Regions from separate parts of the Homo sapiens genome. Here region 1 is linked to region 2. The links are chromatin loops, found by intact Hi-C in ENCODE. Cell type or tissue: PC-3. All regions are shown on one strand.

Region 1 (8,000 bases), 1.6 Mb before region 2:
TTCTGGTTATGGGTAGGTATTATTACTACACTACCCTGTTTTTACACACAGTTAATATAATGTTTTTATTTTTGGCAATAAAATCTATTTATTAAACTACGCTGACTAGATTAAAAAGGTGCTTTTTGGAATCAGAATTGCATTGTGTATTCTTTTGCTTTATAGACAATATTTATTTAAGGTCTGAGCTGACAGACACTGAGATTCTTATTAACTGAGGCAAACACCAAAGGCTTGGAATGATTAACACTTGGAATCAGGAGAAAGCACTAACTAGGCACCTAATTTGTGCCCACTGCTTTATATTTGCTTTTTCTTTAATGTCCCCACAACAATAGGGATTAAAATGATATAAGGATATAGGGACTAAAATAGATTAAACAACTTGCTCAAAGTTATGTAGTTAATGAAAGAATGAACAGGGATTTGAACTCAGCTCTAAGCGGGATCCCACTGTCTTAGTTCATTTAGCATTGCTATACAGAAATATCTGAGGCTGAGTAATTTATAAAGACAAGTGGTTTATGTGGCTCACAGTTCTGCAGGCTATACATGAAGCATGGTGCTGACATCTGTTCAGCTTCTGGTGAGGACCTCAGGCGGCTTCTGCTCATGGGGGAAAGCAAAGTGTGTGTGAAGATCACACGGCAAAAGAGGAAGCGAGAGAGAAGTGAGGTGCCAGGCTTTTTTTTCACCAACTAGCTCTTGCAGCAACTAATAGAGTGAAAGTCACTCTTGTGCCACACCCAGGGAGGACATTAATCTATTAATGAAGGATCTGCCTCCATGACCCAAACACCACCCACTAGGCCCCACCTCCAACATTAGGGATCCAATTTCAGCATGAGATTTTGAAGGGACACACACCCAAACAGTATCACCCATCCTTTTTTCATTACTCAGTTTTGCTTAGATTTTCATGGAGCTGATTATCTAGATGTCAAGTTGCTCAATTTTTTGACGTCCTATCAGCTTTGTGTTAGCAACCCATCCCAGGGAAAATAAAAAAAACGTGAAGCATAAAATTTATCAATCTTTTTACTTAGTATAGCTCTTATAAAAAGTTTTGCTGAAGAAGAAATTGAATCAAATGCCAAAAATTAGAAGCCTCATTAATAACTATGATTTTAATTTTTAAAATTCTCCCTCTGATGTAGAGCATTGGGACTCAAAAGCAGGTGTCATTGTGTAAAACCTGTGCATCAAAAGTCAACATATTAAGGGAATGGCATTTTAAAAATTCTGTCTTATGCTATTGTAAACTGTGATTGGCACAGTTTTATAAACCACATATATTAATTTATTAAATATTCTAAAGTATTTAGTTCACATTACAATGTTTTTTTAAAAAGAAATTTTCTTTATTAAATGAGCTGCTGTCCCAGTTAACAATTAACTTCTGGAAAATATTTTAAAATATCATTTTAAGTCGAGAAGACCACTGCCATTAATGGATAAGTTTAATTTGGGGTCTATGTAGTCTTTTGGGGGTCAGGTATTTTGGGCTGAATTTCACACCTCAAAATACATGTTCATGTTCTCAGCCTTGGCACCTGCTCATGCCTTTATTTGGAAATAGGGTTTTTACACATGTAATCAAATTAAGATGAGGCCACACTGGATTAGGGTGGGCCTTAATCTAATGACTGATGTTCTTATCAGGAAAGGGAAATTTGGACAAAGACACACTTAGAGGAGAATGCCATATGAAGATGATGACAGAAATTAGATGATGGGTCTCCAGGCCAAGGGATGTCAAGAATTGCCAGCAACCACCAGAAGCTATAAGAGAAGCATGGAACAGATTCTCCCTGAAAGCTTCAAGTAGAACCCAATCCTGTTGACATCATGATTTAAGACTTCTAGCCCTAGAAGTGTGAGAGAATACATTTCTGTTATTTCATGCCACCCAGCATGTGGTACTTTGTTCTGGCAGCCCTAGGAAACAAATACCAATACAAAAAATAATCAACCACAGAAAGTACATCTTTCTCTTCTAGTGGGAATTTCTTTTCTTCCAGGTTACACGTTTTCCCTGTGGATACTGATAGACTCCTAAAAGACAACAACTGAACAATATATGTATATTCCTTAAAAAAATTTTTTTGAAGGCAAACATTTTCAAGTATAAAGTCACATCAAATTTCATGGTTCTGAGTCTAACTGGAATACATTTTTATTTAGTAATGGCAAAGAAAGATTTCTGGTTCAAGATCAAAGGATTTGAACAATTCCTATAGATTCTTGGGCTTCCAATGACATCTTCACAATAATATGCAGCAGATGTGCTGCTGTTATGAACCAATGTGTCATCATCCTATCTCCGAGAAAAAAAAAAAACAAAAAAAACACAGGACTGTGTTTGGGAAAGGGGGGATGGGCAAGGACTAGCAAGGAGACACACTCATTTTGAAAAGTTTCTGGGTGCCTGCACTAAACTAGCTTCACTCTCATTTTGTCACTAATAACTGGGAGAAAAACCCTTTCACTTTAATATTTGTTAAAGAAAAAACTACTAGATAAAACTCAAGATACCTATTAAAAAGGAGAAACTCATCAAACATTAAAAAAAATACCAATTGGGTACTATACACTTGGTGCTTTTGCATAAGTAAGTGATCTTGTAAATCCTTTAGTACACTCTGAGGTAAAACAATCACGGATTATTTCCCCTATATTTTTCAGCCAAGGAAACAGCATCAAGGATGATTTTTTTTTACTCCATCAACGCCACACAACTTGTCATTTGCAGAGTTATGATCCAAACCTCTAAATCAAGTCTTCTGACTCAAGAGGAATAACCAGTTGCCTCTCATGCTAAACTGCACTGCACTAACAGTGGGCAGAACTTCTGCCCACTAATCTGGAATATGAAATATATTATGAAACACATCCAGGTTAAAATAAAACTCAGTAAAAGGGATGCAAAAATTGTTTCCTTCTTGGGAACGAGAAAATTGATATTGAAGAGTCAAATCCGGTTTTGGTAATTCAGACATCTATTTGTATTAAGTTGACCAATTTACAAAAAAATAGTTTTGAAATCCTGAACCTATATTCACTAAGAAAAGTAGAAATGACGACAGACATTTAAAATGAACAGACATGCAGTGGGTTTTGATATTAATCTGCAGTTTTTACTTGGGAAGGGGCTGCCGATAATGCTTCATTCATGCTGATAGCTTTGTAGCTGGTCCTGTGGGATCCTGCACAGTGTGCCCCAGAGAAATCTCGTTCTGAGAGTGTGGTCTGCGCTGCTCCAGAACGCTTTGCTAAATATCTGCGTTAAGTTTTTCAATGGCCCAAACTATAGACAATTAAGTTCTGGGTCTTAACCCATTGACTCCCACAATGATGGCATAATATTGGACTTGCTCATGGATCATGTCGCAAATTGTGTAGGAACATGTTCACAAATGGCCTTCAATCCGCTATCTGAGATAGAACTATTTATAGACCCTTATTTCTTTTTAGCTTGTTGGTGTATTCTCTAATCTACCGACCAAAGAAAACTCATCTGGAATTTTTGCTGTAGCAAAGATGTATTGACAAAGGAAAGATATCTTCCTTTTATTCTTTCTCTTTCTTATGCAGCCTTTTTGATTTAGCGGTGTTTATAACAAACTTTTCCTTGCTTTTACTTTAAATGTGTCTCTGCAGGAGGGATACTTCTGGTCATGGCAGTCAAGTTGTATTGTCAAAACCATCTCTGGGGACTCTGAGTGGGTCGTTACAGCTGAGGAGGAGTCTTCTTTTGCCATTCTGAGGTCAGTTTGCTTTTGTATATTTTTTATGATTCTAAGTTCATCTTAGATACTCAATTTCTGCTTTTTAATTCAGTCTTCATTGAGAACATATTAACCATTAAGTTATGTTTTTCTTATGAAATGTGCAAATTCTCAAAATGCCATATATTATAATTGAGGATAAAGTGGAAACTAAGAGCAATTTTTTCCTCCTCAAAATTACAGCATGGAGACTACCCACTAGAGGGTGTCATTGAGCTATTATGGTATGAAATGACCTGCTCCCACAGAGGGTTTGTTTCCTGGCAATTTTGCATCTTGAGTGGATAATGTGGATTGTCTAGTGGGTAAGGGAGAAAGCAGTGATGCTTCACAGATTCCTAAGGTTCTATGTGTCCAAATGGATAAAAAGAAAGAAAGAATATGTATGTATATAAATTTGATAAACACAACATAAATCGTTGCTCACAAACAGGCACACATAAGTACACCTTAAAACAAAACTCCACAATGACCTAAAGATTACTGCCTTTAGCAGAAATATTATTTTTTTCCAGCATTCAATAAAGTGAAGACCTATAGTGCTGCTTTTGGTCACACAGATTAGTGTGTTTTTTTAACCGGAAGATTCATGGGACAAAACATTTCCCTTAGCTTTACTGGGTTTTACTTGCCATTACCCCTGAATATGAGATTGGGCTAAACATTCCAATCTAGATGAACCACAGTGTAAAATCAGATCAACACCCACAGGACTCCAAGATACCTACAAGCATTACCATTTGCTCTTTAAATGTTCACATTTAAGATGCTGGTTTGTTATTCTTTTGATCTTTGGGGGTTGTTAACTTTATAATATTTCAGCGTGTCAATACAATTTTGTAGTTGCTAGCCTGAGCCCTTTTAAATATTTTAGCATGCATCTTTTCATTAGGTTTTCAAATAAAATCAAATCAGTGGTGTCCTTCTTAATGTTGAAAGACTGTCATTAAAAAATAATCCAAGTTCTTTTACCTTTGTTTATAAAGGTTATTTTCAAATTCTTTATCAATTAAATTTTCTAATGTTCCATTTCCGTATTGTCCATTTCTTGGCTTGAGCTGTCATAGCAAATTAATTAATGGCACAGTCTTTCTGATTGGTTATTGTACATTTTATTTAAGAAACTCAGAAGTATTTAATTGGCCTGGAATGTGGCCATTTGAATCAAGCTGTTCAGGTGCATGCCTTTGCTTGTTCCTACTTTCACCATGAAGAGACATCTATTAAATACCAAGTTTGACCTTAGAGAAAATAGTGAAATTGATGTCCCTCAATTATCCCTTCAGTTAGTTTCAAGTGTTTAGAATTTTCCTATCTTCCCTGGCTTTCAAGGAACTCTCTTTTATAATTCCTTTCTCTTAAATCCTCTTAACTATTACCACTCACAGGTTAGTAATAGTTTTAATTAACTTCTTATTGAAGATTACTTAAAATAATGTTCTCTCTTGTCTATGGCTTTAGTTACCATATATATTCTGATTAGTCTTATATATACCAATTCAATATACCAGTTCAGTGATTCTCAAATATTTTTTTCTTAGTAACTCTTTACACTTCTAAAAACTATTGAGAACACATCAAGAGTTTTTAATTATGTGGTCATATCTATTGATACTTATTGCATTAAATATAGAAAGGTTCTAGAACATTTACTAATTAATTTAAAAGATCCACTACTTATCCATTAAAGTAATAGATCCATTACTTACCAATGTAAAAGTACTAATATTACCTACTAACATAAGTAATATGTTTTTAATGAAAAATAACTATGTTCCCAAACTAAAAAAATTAGTGACAAAAATGACACTGTTTTGCATTTTTGCAACTCTCTTATGCCTGGCTTTATAGAAGACAGGTAGATTCTCATCTGCCTCTGCATTCAATCTGTTGTGATATTCTGTTTTGGTTGAAGTATATAAAGACAATTTGGCCTCACACAGATATATAGTTGGTAAGAGAGGTGTATTAGTCTTTTCATGTGACTATGAATATTCTTCTTTGATACTATACCAAATATCAATGAGGTAGTTTCAAAAAAAGCAATTGCAAGGTAGAATCCAAAACTGTAGTAAATAACTTCTCATACTTTATTGCATTAAAATCCACTGGTCTACCTTGCACTTTGAATGGATCTTTTACCCAGGCATGATATTACAACATCGCGTATTTGTTATTTGGAAAAATATTGATTTCTTGGGTTACACATTTTCCAAATGTTGATAGTTTTTATTATACAACATCAAAACAAACCAACCAATCACATTTGAAACATCATCGCCTATCTTCTCAGGAAAGCCTTAAAGTGTTTGAAAGCTGCCAGGCTCCCAGTAGTAGATGCTACTGCCTATACGTGTGCTAAGGCACCAGTAGTATTATCCACCATTGTTTTCACATCGTCAGTGCAAATACCAACAGAACAAAAAAAGGCAAATATGTTCACGTCTTAGTGATGTTATTTAAATAGTTTTGACCTCATGAGTTTCTCAAAAGGGTATCAGGGAATACTCCCGGTCTGTGCACCACACTTTAAAAAGTCCTGTACTAATTAAAAACCTTTCTTGAACCCTAGATCAATATATTCAGTGGTCTACTAGGTGTGCTATAGGCACTGTCAACTCAAGAATCTTGACTGGATAATAGTCACATTTCTTTCCTTCCTCCAAGCTGCTTCTCTTTCGTATTTCATCTCAGACACCTTCATTTTCTAAGCCACTCAAGTCAGAAACCTGTGAGTCACTCCTGAGTTTTATTTACCCTTGACCTCTTTTGACTAATTACTAAGTTCAATCTCTTAAATATACTTCTTCCTGCCCAGCTTTGTCAAGATTGAGTTCAAGTTCAGTATCTCCGACAACTGCCTGTAACTAGTCTTCCCCATCACTCCCTTGCCCAAATCTCCCTCTTTTATTCACAATGCACATGCCTTCTAGATTTAGTTTATAAAGAACAATTCTAGATAATGCAAAAGTAGAATTAGAGCCTCTATGACATACAGCCCTGGCCTCATTTCCTTCCTCTGTCACTTCTCCAGCTGAGTGACCTTGGCAAGTCGCTCAGGCTGTCTGTGCTAGAGTATCTTCATTGTAAAATAATTTTTAATTAAAAAATATTTACTGCATTTGGCTGTAAATATAGACGGATCACGCAGCCTGGCATTTAGCAAGTTCTTAATATATGTTTATCATTGTTTTTGGTCAATTATCTCCCTGCAAACCCTCACCATTTTATTATAAGCATTAGCTGATGTGTTAGAATTATTGTCTTTAACTTATTCTTCATTTTATTCTCAGGGCATATCAGAATATCTGAAACATAGTTAATACTTAATGAAACATAGTTGAATACAGAAAAGATATGGATTATCTATAAATGCAGACTTTCTTAGTTTTATTACTGTTCACATTTCTAAGTCATGTGTCTTAATTCTTGAAGATTCTACTAATTATCAGGCAAAAATATACCATAATAGTTTAACATATATTGCCCTAAAAGAATTAGTTTGTGAACATGTTGCCCTCAGTTGGCAACATATCTAAGACCATTAGAAAAAAACACGTTTCTTCTGATGTCCTAAAAGAGCAGCAGTTTTAACTTACCTGTGGGTAAAATTGATGAACAGTGAGGAAATTCCCCAAAATTCCTAAAAGTATTCACAGTATTCTGTGAATGTCACCTATGCATTTTTTTGGTGGTGGGGTTATGGAGAGGATCTATGTCTTTTATCAGATTCTCAAAAGAGGTCTGTGACCCAGACAAGCAACAACCACCGTTATAGAAGATGTCAGGGAATATAGGACCAGGTTCCAGATTGCCTAGGGAACATAGTACTATAATACCAGATTGTCAGGTTCCATGACAGATTCAGTCAGATGTATTTTCCAGTGGGGAAGATTTTTAGAACATGCCAAATCACACAATAAAGGCAATTGTCCCAGACTTAGGATTGAACTTTCAAAATAAATTATCTGAAGTCCATGACCTTAAACCCAAGTACCTGACCCCTGCACAAGAGCCAATAAATAACATCATTAACTCACAGTGCCGACTATATTCATGTTTCTTCCATGTCCCTTTGGGCTTGTCGCCCGCTCTGCTGTGGCTTACACAGAGCCTGTGATGATCACAGCCCTGGGTTTAGTTTCTTTGGTGTAAATCTCCTGAATTTTTCTTTCATTTTTTACATGTTCTCAATGTGGTGTCTTTTATTTT
Region 2 (8,000 bases):
GTTTGAGACCAGCCTGACCAATATGGAGAAACCCTGTCTCTACTAAAAAAATACAAAATTAGCCGGGCATGGTGGTACATGCCTGTAATCCCAGCTACTCGGGAGGCTGAGGCAGGAGAATCACTTGAACCCAGGAGGTGGAGGTTTCGGTGAGCTGAGAACATGCCATTACATTCCAGCCAGGGCAACAAGAGCAAAACTCCATCTCAAAAAAAAAAAAAAAAAAAGTATATAGCAGGTTGTGGATGTGTTATAGGCAAATAGCACACTATTTGAACATCTGGATTTTGGTACCCAGGAGGGTCATGGAACCAATCCCCCATGGATACTAAGGGACCACTATATTTAACTGGTAATCAGAAGATAAAATGAAATAGCAAGAAGTGAGCATATTATGGTTATAGTTCTTCACTTATTCACTACTGCATATATAATACCAGCAGTGAGTGTTATTCACTGGCACTATTAAGAGGTTTGACGCTAAACACCACCTCTGGCATGATGTTCATCATCCTCCTAAGCTTCTCCATTGTAATGGCCCATCTTTGCTGATACCTGTCAATGTCCACTAGATGTACTTGATCCATTTCAAGTACCAACAGAAATCTTGGTCTGTATAGTTATGTGTATTAAGTGGAACTCATTGTGATGCTTCTGCATTTACCCTATTGCTTCGACTTTTATTTGAAGATGCATAATACATAATTTAGCTATGGCATCAGTAACATAAATGATCATATTTATAGTTTATATATCATATAACTAATGTTATACAATATAGTACATATATAACATATGTAGATCATATATAGTTACATATATATAGAAAACTTGTCGATCAGTCCTCGTTACATTCTTTTTTCCTTCTTTTTAGGCCATCCTGAGCCCCTAAGTAGTGACTTACAGAGCTGGGTTAAACTTAACTTAGAACTTAAAGTGATGAGATCTTTACATGGAGGAGAAGTAATCTGCATGTACAATATGGGAAGGTATTCCTTAGGTATGTTACAGGTTCACTTTAAACCATTTGATTTATGCTCCAAAGTATCTGTACTTAATGCTGGGAGTATAGCAAACTGTGATAAATACCTTTAATTGTATATTTTAAAGTCAGCATATGGTCACATGCTTACATTTAAATATCAGCATTTAAGCAATTCTTGAAATATATGAATGTCTCCTTAGTATACTGATTACAAAGCATTTTCAACATTTGTCACTACAGGCATTTTCTCCCTAGGTCAAAGAATTGGCTTTTCACTAATTAAAATATGTAACTTTTCATTTTAAATAGTTAAAATTAGTAATACAAAAATATTATTTGGCTGTTTAAAAAAAGAACTCGTGTGATTAGATTGAACCCATGCAGACAATCCAGGATAATCCCCCTATTTTAAGGTCTTTAACCTTAATTACATCTGCAAAATCCCTTTGCCAGGTAAGGTAACACATGTACAGGTTCCAGAGACTCGGGTGCAAACATCTTTAGGAAGTCATTCTTTCTACCACAGTATGAAAAAAAAAGTAAAGTATTTCATTAATGATAACTATATTGATTACATGTTGAAATAATATTTTTGATATATTAAGTTGAATGAAATATATCATTAAAATTAATTTCATCTGTTTCTTAAGTTTTTGAATAAGCTCCTAGAACATTTTAGATTATATATGTGGCTTACATTTGTGTCTTACATTGCATTTCTATTGGCCAGCACTTGTCTAGACCTAGAGAGAGGTCAAATCCTCTTTACCACCCTCGGAGTTTTTGATATTTGGTCTGTGGACCCACTCCTTCCATGAGAAATGCTTCCCTTACAATCAGTCGTGGCCTTACACTTTTAGGTCTCTCATGACTAAACACAGCATTGCACAATACAGAAACCACAATTTTCATACAAGAGATACCCAAATACAGTGATGGAGCATGGAGATGTGGGTACAGGGGCATATTTCCTTATAATAAAATGAACCTTGTTCAACTTGATAGCCCTAGCGATTACTGACCTCGCTCAATGAGAGCAGAGACTTCTTCTATTCATCTTCTGGTTTCCAGTGGTAGCACATAGAAGGACCCTTTTCTTTCCTTTTTTAAATTTTTTGAGATGGCATCCTGTTCTGTTGCCCAGGCTGGAGTGTGGTACAATCATAGCACACTGCAGCCTTGACCTCCTGGGCTCAAGCAACCCTCCCACCTCAGCCTCCTGAGTAGCTGGGACTACAGGCATGTGACACCAAGCCCATATATATTTTTTAATTTTTTTGAAGAGATGGGATCTCTCCATGCTGCCCAGGCTGGCCTCAAACTCGTGGACTCAAGCAGTCCTTCTGCCTCAGCCTCCGAAAGTGCTGGGATTACAAGTGTGAGCCACTGTGCCTGGACTGAAGGGCCCTTTCAATGAATATTTACTAAACCAATTGAAAGTCAGCAATTGGCTGGTTAAAAGAAAAAAAGATAGATTTTGGAAAGTAAGTCAGCTGCCCTCAATTTCTTCATAATGACAAACATTTCTATATTTTACTGAGAGGGCAGTCTCCATTTGAAGCTGTAAAGTAAATAATATTTCTTATATTTTGGAGACAGAGCCTTGCTCTGCTGCTCAGGCTGCAGTGCAGTGGTGTGATCATGGATGACTGTAACCTCAAACTCCTGGGCTCAAGGGATCCTCCTGGCTCAGCCTCCAGAGTGGGTGAGACTACAGGCATACACTACCCTGCCCAGCTAATTTTTTTTTTTTTTCTAATTTTTTGTGGAGAAGGGGTCTCGTTATGTTGCCCAGGCTGATCTCAAACTCTTGGCCTCAAGTGATCCTTCCACCTTCTCCTCCCAAATTGCTGGGATTATAGACATAAGCTAGCATCACTGGCCCAAATAATATTTAATGGTTACATCTTTATGAGACAAGAGAGTATGCTGATGTTCAGGAAAAAAAATATATTCTTTACCAAATGAACACTCTAATTAACCAAATGTTTTCATTGCTGTGTACTTTATTTGGCATAGATGACTAAGCTAAACCAATAAATCTGTGACTGTTTTCAAAACTGTATTTCAAATAGATTTTTTGGGTGTACCATTATGTCTAGTGTTTAGTTTTATTTGTTTAATTTACCACAATACCAAAATGTTTCTTAAAATGTTAGACCACACCCACCCACCTCCACACTTCACCTAGCAGAAAATCCAGGTCATCTGTAGAAGTTGAAAAGCAACACAAAAAAGCTCATGCACCTTCATCTAATCCTCCAACCCTGGGCAAGGTAAAAGCTCTTTCCAGAGCATTGCATCCCAGTTTTTGGAACCGTACCTGCTCCCAACCCCAGGTGTGACCCTGTAGCAGGTAGGCAAAATTACTGTGACAATCTCACAATCCATCAGCTACAGAGCAAAGGATCCTCTGAGGAGAAGTTAGGATTGCTGAGAAAGCACAGGCTGCTGAGCATTCCTCTCCTGCCAGACATAAACCTGATGCAAGACAGAATTATGAGAAACCAGATTCAGCTCACCCATCCTCCTTCTCAGTCATCTTCCAGGCACAAAAGAAAGACTGAATACCAATCAAAAGATAATATAAATAAACCTTTTAAATAAAGTTTACTAATTGAAAGGACTAATAGATGGAGTGATGCATTCTTCAAAATCTATTGTCATGCTTTTGTGGACTTTATTGCTTATCAGCATTTTTCCCCTCAAGAAAAAAAAACAGAACAGCAACATTTGTTCAGAAAAAAAACAAACCATGTTTCTTCCTTTCTTATTACTTTTATTGTTTGAGGTTTCTTTTAGACTATAATGTGGCATTGTGATTTTAAGATGGGAAAAAAAAATCTCTTGTCTTTCAAACATAGGAATGTGATTGTATGCTATTGTTGCCAACAATGAGCTAAAGAGGTTAATGGATCACATATCTGGCAAACAGCCATCTTTCCTCCTGCTCAATATATTACACAGTATACATTTTATTGTTGCTGCTGAGCATATGATTTTGTCTGAGTAGTTGGTAAATAAGTTTAGACTTAACTGGTCTCTTTCTAAAACTCAACAGCTTTGTCATTCAGGCTATATCCTGAGATTTAAAAAGTGCAGTTTCGGTTCTTAGCTCATGACCTTTTGAGGTGATGGTAAGAGTGGTGGGAGGAAGGAGGTGGGGCGGGCTGTTGAATGAGAATCTAGAAATATTGTGCCTTGTAAATTGCATCCGACCTTTCATTTTCAGATTGCCTAAATTAACAGAGTGAAATTACCATAATAAAAAGGAATGGGTACTGGAGAAAGTACAGCAATTCTTTCTAGTGTTGTTTCCCAGATTCCTTCCAAAATACCTCTAATTAAATGGACCAACTCTCTCCACTGACCTCAGGTTGACACAAATTTGCATTCTGCGACTGTCATTTGAAAACAGACAAGCCGTCATAAGCAATAATGCTGTGATTTCTTGCCTAAAGGACTTTTCTGTGTACTGCATTTGTACTATGAAATGTAAGCAAGAGACTTAATGCCTCTACAGATAAAAAGGGAGGAAAGATTTTCATTTTTAGGGAACCCCAGAGGGAAAAAGTTTATCAATGAGAAATACAATGTTCTGGATAATTTTGGTTGGGTAGGAATGTATGTTGAGGGAGGGGACTAGAGTTGGGAGAGAGGAAGCAACACATCAGTCTCCTTGGAGCAGTAGAGTCCTTTCAGTCCGGTAAAGAGCACAGTAAGTAGCAGGTAGAATCAGCTCCTGGCCTGTTGTTTTGCTGGGGGCAAAGGGTTGGAGGAACACAGACTAAATTGGGAAGGCTAGTGTGCCTCTCGGCTTTTGGACTTGGGACCTGAAAGAAGGCTGAGTCCTGAGCTCCGCTTCCCAGCTAGGCGGTGATCGCCCCCTGTGACTCCGGATGCACACAGCAGCCCCAAGCACGCCGCGGCCGCCGCCCGACCCTTCACCGCCTCCGGCTCTCCCGCCTGGCACTCTGGAGCCACACACACCAGCTTCCTGGACACCTGTGTGCCCCAAGCTCTGGGTCTAGGCATCCCCCTCACCCCAGAGAGACCGGTCTCAGCGCCTCAGCAATTGGGTCCCTCCGACCTCTGTGTCCCCGAGTTCTGCCACCCTGGTCACCTCCGCAGGTTCCCCAAGCTGCGACCTCAGTCCAACTGGGAGCCCTGCGCGCCCACCCGGCAGCCCCACTGCGCTGCTCGCCCGCGGTTCCAGCGCCTGGGTGGGACGCGCAGTGGCTCAGCTGCGGGACCTCCGCCTCCGGGTAAATCCTCCTCCTCCCCTTTCTCCGCCTAAGGCCCTGCCCTCCCCCTGCAGCAAGCCGCTCCGGTGCGTGCGCCCGTCTCTCCGCCGAAGACACCTGCGCTTCCTTCCCCACCCTCCTCCTCCTCCCTTTCGCTGCGGTTTCTCCGCTGCCTTTGGGAGCTCGGGAGCGGCAGCTGGAGGAGGAGCACGGGGAGGAGGGGAAGGCGAGGAGGAGTAGGGGCGGGGTGGGTGGGGAGAGAGCCGGGAGGGTGTGGACTGGCAGCCACTCTGCAGCTGGTCGCCAGGGACCCGGTCCCTCCTGCGCGCCCAAGTGATGGAGGGGAAGAGATTCGCTTAGACACACACACGCGCACACAGCTGGGCACGTCTCCGGGAGGCAGCTGCCGGCTCGGGCGCTCTGGGGGCCGGGCGGCGGCCGTGACAGCGCCAGCCGCGGGGAGCGGGGCGCCCGCACAGCTTGGCACCGGAGGCTCGAGGACGCAGGAAGGGAAGATCCCAGTCACACTGAGTGTTGCTCTTTTGGGCGGATTGGGAGGGAGCGGGCTGCCCGAGGAGCTGTCACCGAGGACGCCCGAAGTCTCGCCCTCTGCGCGCAGGGTCCGGGGCTGCGCCGGTGCCCTCGTGGGGCAAGGAGGATGCGCACCTCCCCCCGCAGAGCGGCTGCGGTCTCCGGCACTGCGCGGACTCCGGCTCCTGCGGCCGCCCGTGCCGTGCCCGCGCCACGGGAGCGCGCCCTGCCGCACCTGGTTCCAGCCTCTCGGGGAAGTGCAGGAAACGCGCCCTAAACTCCACTACTTCTCGCCCGCCTGCCCCCCCGCCCGGCTCCCCGCCTCAGACCTCGCCGCCGCCGCCGCCGCCGCCGCCGCCTGCGTGTGGGGCCCGCTCGCGTCTTACTCACACGCGCCACGCACAGCCCTGTTGGTTTGCTCTCATTCACGCCGACTCGCTCTCCGCCGAGCCTAGCCCGGGCATCCGAAACTACTGGACCAACTGCCGTCCGGACCGCAGCAGCGGCCGGGTGACCCCCACGCGACCCGCCGCCGACCCCCGCGCCCTGAGGCTCCCGCCCGCGCCGCCACCGCCGGGGACCACGGTGAGCAAGGCGCGCTGCCCGCCTCGCGCGGGGGAGGGGCTTTGAGACCTCTAGATTTGGGGGGAAATGAGAAGGGGCAAATCGCCAAAGGGAAGCATCCGGGTGATGCCAGCAAAAAAGCACTTTGTGGGGTTCGGTTCTCCTGGGCGCTGCCTGGGGAAGACTTTTGAGAGGTTTGCTTAGGACCAGAGGTTAAACTAGTGCGAGATGAGAAACGGCGGGGGCAATTCCTGGGGTAAAATTAGACAGAAGGTGTCAGTCAGCCTGCCTGTCTGTTTCTCTCTCAGTCTCTCCCAGAGCGCTGGGTAGCGCTCTCTTTGAGGGAGAAAGGGAACACGCGTTTACTGCGCTCGCCAGAGTTTAGGGGTTCGCGTTCGGTCACTTCTGGGGTGGCTGTGGAGCTGTTTGGAGCGCGAGGGCAGCTTTGGGACAGTGGGGGCCTGCGAGGCCCCAGCAGAGGACAGGCAGAGGGCAGGCAAAGAACAGGCAAAGGCTAAGTTAACATGTGGGTGGGGTTTTCTCTTCCCAGCTGGCCCCCCCCACACCCCTCACAGCCCCACTTTATGCATCTCTTCCCACCCAACACACACGCGCGCGCGCGCGCGGGATGGATGCAGTCGAAGGGTGGTCATACTGTTACTACAAACAAGTCTGAGAGGTCGCTGTCGCTACTCACTGGAGCGCTGAGACTCCTGCTCCTGTTACTTGGGCGACCACCTTGGTTTAGGGCAACCTGCAAGGAGCGTCCAGCTTAAGGTGGATGTCTTTACCTGGAGGTTCCAAGCGCCCAGCAAACAAACAACTCCGGAGTCACTTCACCTTGGTGGGTTTCCTCTACTCTTCCGCTTCCCTACTTCAGTGCTTCAGGGCACCCACCCAAGGGAGCTGATGCTCACATTCGTGGTCTACCCTGTCTTCACCCGGTGGGACTCACTCTCTCTCTCTCTCTCTCTCTCTCTCTCTCTCTCTCTCCCCCTCTCTCCCTATTCCCTCTCCCTCTCCCTCTCCCTCTCCCTCTCCCTCCCTCCCTCCCCTCTCTCCCCCTCTCCTCTCTGTCTCCGAATACGAATACCAGTTTCTTCTTAGAAAACACTGGGGAGAGATTTAATATTTGCAAAGTGCTTTATGTCATATTACTTCGTGGATACATTTAATAGCACTGTAACTCTTCTCTGATTTATGTAAACTTGGTCTGATAAATAGCATGCAGGGTCGGGTTGGGTGGGGGCGAAAGTGGGTGGGTGGGCCTTCTTTCTGTGCTAATGCTCCTTTCTAAACTGATTTGCTAGAAGTAATAAACAGCTGGTGCTTCTCAAAGGTTTTACTTAGTAGTTTCTACATATTTCAGAGCTTTAGACAAATTACACATTATAATTTATTTCAAATATATTAAGGTCTTTTCAAGAAAAAGTTGAAGATAATAAAAGGGGATTACAAATATGAATATCAAAAATGATTATTTTTTAAAAAAGGTTTTATTGCTATCAATTATGTTGCAATAGATTTTTGTTGTTGTCATTGTTACCTTGGGGTTTCCTCCTAGTGAAGTTTTTAAAGAAATGAAAACAATACTACTTACCTTCCTCTCTCTGTTTGGTCATTGCTCAAAGTAACTGCATGAGCATCAGGGCAGGCTTCTTAACTTCAGGAATATG

Evidence for each region. Peaks named below come from ENCODE experiments on the same cell type or tissue, not always from the same donor. Only the 100,000 strongest peaks of a DNase experiment are listed, where the experiment ranks them.
Region 1: a loop joins it to region 2, with 4 times the contacts of the local background. A loop is called at or near these places in 2 of 110 quality-filtered maps.

What each region holds. Positions count from the first base shown.
Region 1 is chr6:115,892,731-115,900,730 of GRCh38, reverse strand. No RefSeq gene overlaps it. Among named protein-coding and RNA genes, the nearest start is that of FRK, 160 kb to the left of the region's middle. In PC-3, CTCF peaks have their summits at 3,783 and 3,983 (motif pointing right); no DNase peak of the experiment used is centred here.
Region 2 is chr6:114,340,540-114,348,539 of GRCh38, reverse strand. HS3ST5 (heparan sulfate-glucosamine 3-sulfotransferase 5) reads left to right here and starts at 5,517. Exons shown (of 5, transcript NM_153612.4): 1 at 5,517-6,345. It overlaps HDAC2-AS2 (HDAC2 and HS3ST5 antisense RNA 2), which reads right to left. Exons shown (of 10, transcript NR_125845.1): 10 at 7,811-8,000. It overlaps LOC107986638 (a long non-coding RNA gene), which reads right to left and starts at 6,215. Exons shown (of 8, transcript XR_002956366.2): 1 at 6,151-6,215. In PC-3, a CTCF peak has its summit at 4,863; a DNase peak (open chromatin) is centred at 4,889; H3K4me3 peaks cover 3,826 bases; H3K27ac peaks cover 1,956 bases.